Regions from separate parts of the Homo sapiens genome. Here region 1 is linked to region 2. The links are chromatin contacts, found by Hi-C or POLR2A ChIA-PET in ENCODE. All regions are on one chromosome and are shown on one strand. Each heading gives the region's core, a stretch centred on a gene start or an enhancer-like site at or near the end of the contact. The rest is flanking DNA. Distances are from core to core; before and after follow the strand shown. Region 1 overlaps DENND2A (DENN domain containing 2A). Region 2 overlaps DENND2A (DENN domain containing 2A).

What was found. Hi-C counts contacts between places; a loop is a spot of excess contacts on that map. ChIA-PET counts read pairs that join two places held with the same protein, here RNA polymerase II (POLR2A). Pooled maps may share reads with other maps.
Region 1: a map of HepG2 shows a loop between it and region 2 (17-fold over the local background). The contact joins two enhancer-like sites. A Hi-C loop is called at or near these places in 6 of 168 maps with a recorded cell type or tissue (HepG2, K562, MCF 10A and 2 more), 4 of 37 single-sample maps with no recorded cell type and 8 of 50 pooled maps. POLR2A ChIA-PET finds 5 or more read pairs at or near these places in 4 of 52 experiments (HEK293, OCI-LY7, activated naive CD4-positive, alpha-beta T cell and 1 more).

The regions. Positions count from the first base shown.
Region 1 is chr7:140,515,537-140,519,345 of GRCh38, reverse strand. DENND2A (DENN domain containing 2A) reads left to right here. Exons shown (of 20, transcript NM_015689.5): 20 at 608-926. The coding sequence ends at 639. Among named protein-coding and RNA genes, the nearest start is that of MKRN1, 38 kb to the right of the region's middle. Within about 2 kb of position 1,250, at least 11 of the 41 ENCODE cell types and tissues checked have a DNase peak (open chromatin) inside an H3K27ac peak, as active enhancers do.
Region 2 is chr7:140,596,289-140,599,970 of GRCh38, reverse strand. All of the region lies in intron 3 of DENND2A (DENN domain containing 2A), which reads left to right. Among named protein-coding and RNA genes, the nearest start is that of DENND2A, 43 kb to the left of the region's middle. Within about 2 kb of position 2,224, at least 4 of the 41 ENCODE cell types and tissues checked have a DNase peak (open chromatin) inside an H3K27ac peak, as active enhancers do.

The DNA of each region.
Region 1 (3,809 bases), core at 1-2,500, 80 kb after region 2:
AGGGAGCATGGCGGGAACCAGACAAGGACGTCTGGCAAGAAAGACTCGCACTGGTGTCCAAATTCCTCTGGAAAGTAGAAACGTGACACTTACAAGGACTGTAGTTTAATCAGTGAAAAGGCCCTTAAAGGGAAAGGGAGAATGAAGACAGCCAAAAAAGAGGACGGAGGCCCCAGTAGGGAGGTGTCTGCAGCAGTGAGGCCCTCCCAGAGGGCCTGTGAAGGGCGCCATATCTGTGCCTCCTGCAGGACGGAGGGCTACCTGGAAGCAGAGTGTTTTAAATACACACAGCATTGCTGGGCACTTTCTCCTCCCCTGGCTCCTGAGGGATGTGTTAATTCGGTGCTTCCTTTATTACCACAGAAGCAGCCAGCCCTCCTAGACAGCTCTGATGGTCTTCCTTTCAAACCCCCTCAAGTCTGAGGAAGACCCCACGGGGATCTCTGGAAAGAACAAAGCCCCTTTGGCTTCTCCAGAGCAAGGGATGAGGCTCCCTGGGGTGGCGTGGGGGCCCCGTTACCCGCACCACTTCTGGGTGGAAAGGGCAAGATTTATCTCACCCTCCTTTGTCTGCCTTGTGAAATGTTCTCATTTTCCTTTTTTTTAGGCAATAAAATGAAATTTCTCCACAAGAAATAACTCTCAGCCTCAAGGGAAAACTTCCTCCTAGTGCAGCCCTATGCTTTAAAAACAGTTCCTGGTGGCCTTTCTGAAAGGCTGGGTCCCAGGTTGTCACGGTGCGGAACTGGAGGCCGCGGTGGCTTCTGGCCGAGGCTGGGCTCTTCCCTGGATGAGGACCTGGGAGCCGCCTGGGAGGACAGCCCCAGAAAGGGAGCCCGAGACCAGGCGTGTCGCCGACATGCAAATGGGTTGTTTTGGTGGTTGGGTTTTTTTTTTTATCTTAGATATTAAAAGTAAGAAAAATGTGTGGGTTTTCTGTTTATTATGCCAAGGCCAAGAGGAGCCTGTCCTGCCCTACACGTTCCCCTCGTTCGTCCCATCCGGCCGCTCAGCAATGGAGCTAAGAGGAGTGGTGATGGGCAACAGAAATGAGGTGCTCCTCGGAGCGGGACTGACGACACATGAGGACTGTGAGGGGAGGAGGCGGAGCCGGTGCCTCGGGTTCAGGGAGTGAGGCCTCCTAGTGAAAGGCTGGGCCCTTGCCCTAGAGTGGAGGCTAGGGAGGAACGGGAGCTGTAGACGGATGTGGCTTCCCAGACACGCTGCTCTTCCAGAAGGGACAGTGATGCCACCTGGTGGCCGAGGCCATGGACGTCTCTCTTCCCAAATGGACCTGACTCTTCTTGACTGCCTTGTTCTCTTAGAAGAAGCCATGGAACTGTCCACTGCCTGAGTAGTCCCTGGCTTTTAGAGGCACACACACAAAAAGAGGTCAGTAAACTGTTCTAGGGGTCTTCAAGTTTACGACACTGCTCACGGCCCACCTTCCAACACATAGCCACAACTTTGACCCCGTTCCCATCTCATTCCAGGGGCCCAGAGCAGCATTAATGCAATAGTGGATGTGCACTGCCTGTACACGGTGGGGGGCGGGGGGACCTTTTGCGGCTGATGGTAACAAGATGGAGGGTGAGAACGCTGGGGCGGCGTCATGAGCCGTGTGCAGCCAGAGAGGCAGCTTGCGTTTTCTGGACCAGAAGCAGGGAGGGTGTGGAGAAGGCCAAAAACCTCAGGGCGACCTAAGAGCTGTCCTGCAGCGGGGACAGTGGGGACAGCAGGGACAGCGGGGAGGCAGGAAAAGCCCCGAACACAGCTGAGGCAGGTTCTCAGAGCAAGCCTCAGGGCCACTACCAGGTGACCCCTGCCCTCAGCTCTCACCAGCGACCCTCACAGAAACACAAAAGGGAGGGGCGCCGACCTCAACAATGGCCCAGAGGGGCCATACTGCCTGGCAGGGGTTCTCAACCTTTAGGGAGCGGGAGCAAGGGGCCTTCCGAGGATAAATAGAAATGAGGAAAATGAGGGGAGGTGACCTCTCATCCTTCCTCTTAGCTGGAGTTATGGACCCCCTCGCCCCTCCAAGTTCTACCCAGGCTTTGGTGTGTCCATTACTTTTTCAGAGGTGAAGATCCACAGTTTACATCAAATTCTCAAAGATGCTCCCAGAATGGTAGAAACCAGGCTGTGCATAAAAATTAACCTGCCTGGCCGGGCGCAATGGCTCATGCCTATAATCCCAGCACTTTGAGAGGCCAAGGCAGGCAGGTGGATCACCTGAGGTCAGGAGTTCAAGATCAGCCTGGCCAACATGGCAAAACCCCATCTGTACTAAAAATACAAGAAAAACTTAGCCGGGCATCGTGGTGCGTGCCTGTAATCCCAACTACCTGGAAGGCTGAGGCAGAAGAATCGCTTGAACTGGGGAGGAGAAGGTTGCAGTGAGCCGAGATCATGCCACTGCACTCCAGCCTGGACAACAGAGCAAGACTCCTTCTCAAAAAAACTCTGGCTGGGTGTGTGTGGGTGGGGACTAGGGGGATGCCTGAATGAGAATCCCTGAATCCTTGAGTGTGGGGGTTCAGGAATATGTATCTAACAAGCTCCTTGGATTAGTCAAGTTTGTGTGTGGGCTCAGGAATATATGTATCTAGCAAGCTCCTCAGACTAGTCAACTTTCTTAATAGTCTGCATATTTGTATATTGCCCAGAAAGGGACACTTTTTGGAATATACTTTCTTTTTTTAACTTATTTCGCATTATATTGTTTACTTAATAACTCCAAGCAAATAAATGTACATCTTTATCAACATTCCCAATGACTGCATAATATTCCATTCTGTGGGGATACTAAAAGCTATTAGTTCATCAGCCTTTGGCTCTTTATACATGCAGGACGTTTCCAGTTTTTAACATCATAACATCGAAAACAGCATCTTTGTACAAGTATCTTAGCACACTTGCCCCATCTTAATTTTCATTTTTGCTTAAAGTAAAATATACATACTTTTTTTTAAATTTATTTACTTTTTTTTTTTTTGAGATGGAGTCTCGCTCTGTCCCCCAGGCTGGAGTGCAGCGGCACGATCTTGGCTCACTGCAACCTCCACCTCCCGAGTTCAAGCGATTCTCCCCCTTCAGCCTCCTGAGTAGCTGGGATTACAGGCGGGCGCCACCACACCTGGCTAATTTTTGTATTTTTAGCAGAGACGGTGTTTCACCATGTTGACCAGGCTGGTCTCAAACTCCTGACCTCAGGTGATCCGCCCGCCTTGGCTCCCAAAGTGCTGGGATTACAGGTGTGAGCCACCACGCCCTGCCAAAATATACATACTTTAAAAATACACATACAGATATTAGTGTACAGCCTAACAAACGTTCACAAATGACCATGTGAAAGTTGCCAGAATCAAAATGGAGCCACACAGACACACAAAATACTTGTGTGAGGACATCTGCCCAGCAACTGCCTGTCCAGCCTCAGACTGGCGCCAGCCTTGTTATGGATCCTTGTAGCCAAGGATAATGATCTCAAAACAATGTGATCCTCCCTACTTTTCCTTTAAAAACCCTGTCTTCCTTTACCTCCTTGAATATGCAGCACATAGTTTTTACTATGTCCTGTGTATTACCATTGCAATGGCTATTCTCAAATAAACATGGTTTTCTTTTAGGAAAAAAAAAGAAGGTGGGCACAGAGGTCCATGCTTATAATCCTAACACTTTGGGAGGCTGAGGTGGGAGGATCACTTAAGACCAGGAGTTCAAGACCAGCCTGGGCAACATAGTGGGTCCGCCCATCTCTACAGAAAATTTTAAAATTAGCCTGGCGTGGTGGCGCACTCCTGTAG
Region 2 (3,682 bases), core at 975-3,474:
CCATCTTAATCATCTTGGATTCACTTCCCATCCGTAGAACATTCCTCCCTCAGCAGCCAGAGGAGTCTTCTAAAAATATAAACTATAAATTAAATCCTGTCACCCCCCACTCAGCATGGTCTGTCATGTAGGATGATTCTTTTGGCTGTAAATAGCATAATTTCTTTTTTTTCCCCACTTTCTCTGTAAATAGCATAATAGCATAATTTCTTGTGTTCTCTTCAAGGGGGAAAAAGTTTGCATATTCTAGAATTTATTTACATATATTTGTATATATATATGTAAATATATATAAGTTATTCCCAGTTTACAAATAATGCTGTGATAAGGAGCATATAGCATTACTAGTTTTGCTACTTACTAGCTGTGGGACATTGGACAAGCAACTAAATTGTGTTGGCCTCATTTTACCTATCTGTAAAATGGTGATAATTATATTATAGTAACCACTTCACAGAGTTGTTGTGAAGATTGAATGAGTTAACATGTATAACATAAACTTAGTACAGAGCCTGTTCAATATGTGTGAAGTGTTTTATTTTTCTCTGGCTCCATTCTGTTTAATTAATCAGGCTATTTTTTTTTCAGTACCAAACTATTATTTTAACTTCATAATGTATTATTATTATTATTTTTTTTTCGAGACAGAGTATCGCCCAGGCTGGAGTGTGGTGGCACAATATCAGCTCACTGCATCCTCCACCTCCTGGGTTCCAGCAATTCTCCTGCCTCAGCATCCCAAATAGCTGAGATTACAGGCGCACGCCACCACGCCTGGCTAATTTTTTGTATTTTTAGTAGAGACAGGGTTTCACCATGTTGGCCAGGCTGGTCTCGAACCCCTGACCTCAAGTGATCTGCCTGCCTTGGCCTCCCAAACTGCTGGGATTACAGGCATGAGCCCCACACCCAGACCATAATGTATTTTAATATCTAGTAGAGCTTATAGAAAGTTCTTAATGTTGCTAATAATTAGTCAGTTGATCCTCTTGGACTTCCTATATATAACATCATGTCATATGCAAAAAAAAATAATAATCACTTTGTCTCTCTCCTTTTTAGTAATTATAAACCTCTTGTTTGTTTATTTACTTATTATTCACCTTTTCCAAAAATGTCTTGAGTGTTTCTGCCTGTATTTTTCTGAATGTTCTAAATATTACTATCAAATTTCACATACATAAAATATGTGGGGGTTTTTGTAATTAATATATAATTATTTGACATGCTATGTATTTGCTACATTTATTTCTAAGTCTTTTCTCTTTTTAATGCAATGGTTAATGTCTTTTTTCTCATATGGTCTTTGTATTTAAGAAAACTCTTATTTTGTGTGTGTTTGTGTGTATATATATGTGTATTTTTTAAGACATCTTAAATTTCTTATTATTTCTAATAGTCTGTTAGTTGATTCATAGAAACTATGAATATAACCATATTGTCTACAAAGAATCATCATTTTACCTTTTCTTTTTAATTTATACCTAATTCTCTTACCAAATTGCACTGGCTGAGACTTCCGAACAGTGTTAAATCGTAGTGCTGAAAGCAGCGTACAGTCTTACTTCGCCCCTAACTTTAATGGTAACGCATCTAGAGTTTCACTCACAGGCACTCTTATTTGAGATATGTTTTTATGTTATCAAGTTAGTGTCCATTTATATTTATTTTTTCACTTAGAGTTTTAAAAATTAGGACTAGAGATTAGATTTTTGTTAAAGTACTTTTCAGAAACTCCTGATGATCATATGATTCTTCTGCTCTGATCCATTCATATTGAATTTATATTTTAATATTAACCCATCCTTAAATGTGGGGGATGAATTCCCATTCGGGCCTGGTTTATTATTCTTTTAATGTACTACTGAATTTTATTTGCTAATATTTTAAGATTTTTGTATCAGTAAATAAATTAGACTGGTCTAGACTTGGGTTTTATTGCACTATCTTTTTTTTGCAGAATACATACAGGATGATTGCACTATCTTTACTAGGTTTGAGTTTCAGTGTTACTTGAGGTCTGGAGAAGAACTTAGATGCTTCCTTCTTTATGTTCTGAGAAAATCTGAATCCATCTCCAATAATAAATCCTTTCTCCAGCCAGTGCCAAAGCCCGGGTCCCCGAGCACTCCCATGACTTCCCTGCCCCTGCCCAGTGCTTCCCACAGCAGCCCTTCCACGCCCCTTCTGGCTCTTCCTCCAAGGAGGTCCCACACCCCCAGGGACAGGTTGATTCTGGGAAACTGGAATCCTTCATCTGTGTCATCACTGGGCAGGCGAGTCAACCTGGGGAACAGTTATTCCCATTATCTTTTCTCTCTTAACTATCATCTGCGCTTTTCAGTCTTCCAGTGTTTTCTTTATAAACAGCTAAAGTTACTTATTTCAGTCCAAAGATGAAATTTTTCTTGGCCAGTTTGAATATGGTTTCATCAGCTGTGTTTTAACAATTTTGACTTTGGGTTTTTCATTTTGTTTAAAATAGTACAATGGAGGTGATTAGGGCAAGATATTCACTTTCTACTCTTAAAAAAATAAAGTATGCTCTTTATTGTGGTCCTATCTCTTAAAAACAAAAAGGACTGTACCACGAATTTGGCAGACGCACCACCCTCTTTGAGGGAGGAAAGCCAAACCAAGGTTGAAGAAAGAAATGATTAAGGATTTAGAGGTTATGAGGGTTTCAAATTTCATGGCCAGGCTGTGTGTGCCTTAGAGAATGTATTCAGCTTATTTTCATAGGCCAATTATTTCACCTCCTTAAGAGCAAAACCAGCGGATTCAGATCCTCGGTTTAAGAAAGCGTATTTTTCTTTTTCTCTTCCTGTTTCTCTCTCTTCTTTTTTCTTTTCTCCTCTTCTCTTTCCTTCCTTTTCCCTCCTTTTCTCTCTCCCTCTCTATTTGCTGTCTTCTCTTTTCTTTCTTCATTTCTTTAAAGCCCCAGGAAATTAAATGCAAGGACTTAGGCCTTCAATCCTAAAATGGAAAATGAGAAACCCTCAAATGTCAGGAAATTCCAAAGATAAGGTTCCTACAACAACATTAACTTGGTTATATGTGTTTTATGGCATACACTTAATAGCTCTGGCAAGAATGCCTTAAGGCCGACATTTAACAAGAAAAGTTACTACTCTTTAAGTGTGAGCACCATCCTGAATTCACATGTATCTACATACTCAAAATGTCTTAACTGGAATTCAGATTTTTAAATTTTAGTTTAACCTGGTCATGTGACAGCTTGTAGATCTTTATGAAACCAAATAACTGCAATGACCAAAATTTCAACTTTTCAGCTGATTATTTTGGCATCATATAGATTTGGCCTTTCCTTGGAGCTTTAGTGTAAGACTTTCAGAACTTCTTGAGGACGTGAAACCTCAGTCATTATATGGCTGCCAGATCACACTGTGCTGTTATTGATTCCATAATTTCCATCTTCTATGGGACTGATACGGATCCCCACAGCTCTCTGGCTGGGCAGCAACCCTCGGCTCTCACAGGTTTAACAGTTAAAATTAACTTACCAGCCAAGCTGTGGTCCATCTCAGTCAGCAAGGCATCCCTGAGACAACTCGGAATTACCACGTCTAAAAACTGAATGTTTCAAGTCTTCAAAGGAGCGCATTGTTTGATTAAGTTGATGTTTAGAGCAAAAGCTACTCTGGAAGCTTCTGAGAAACTT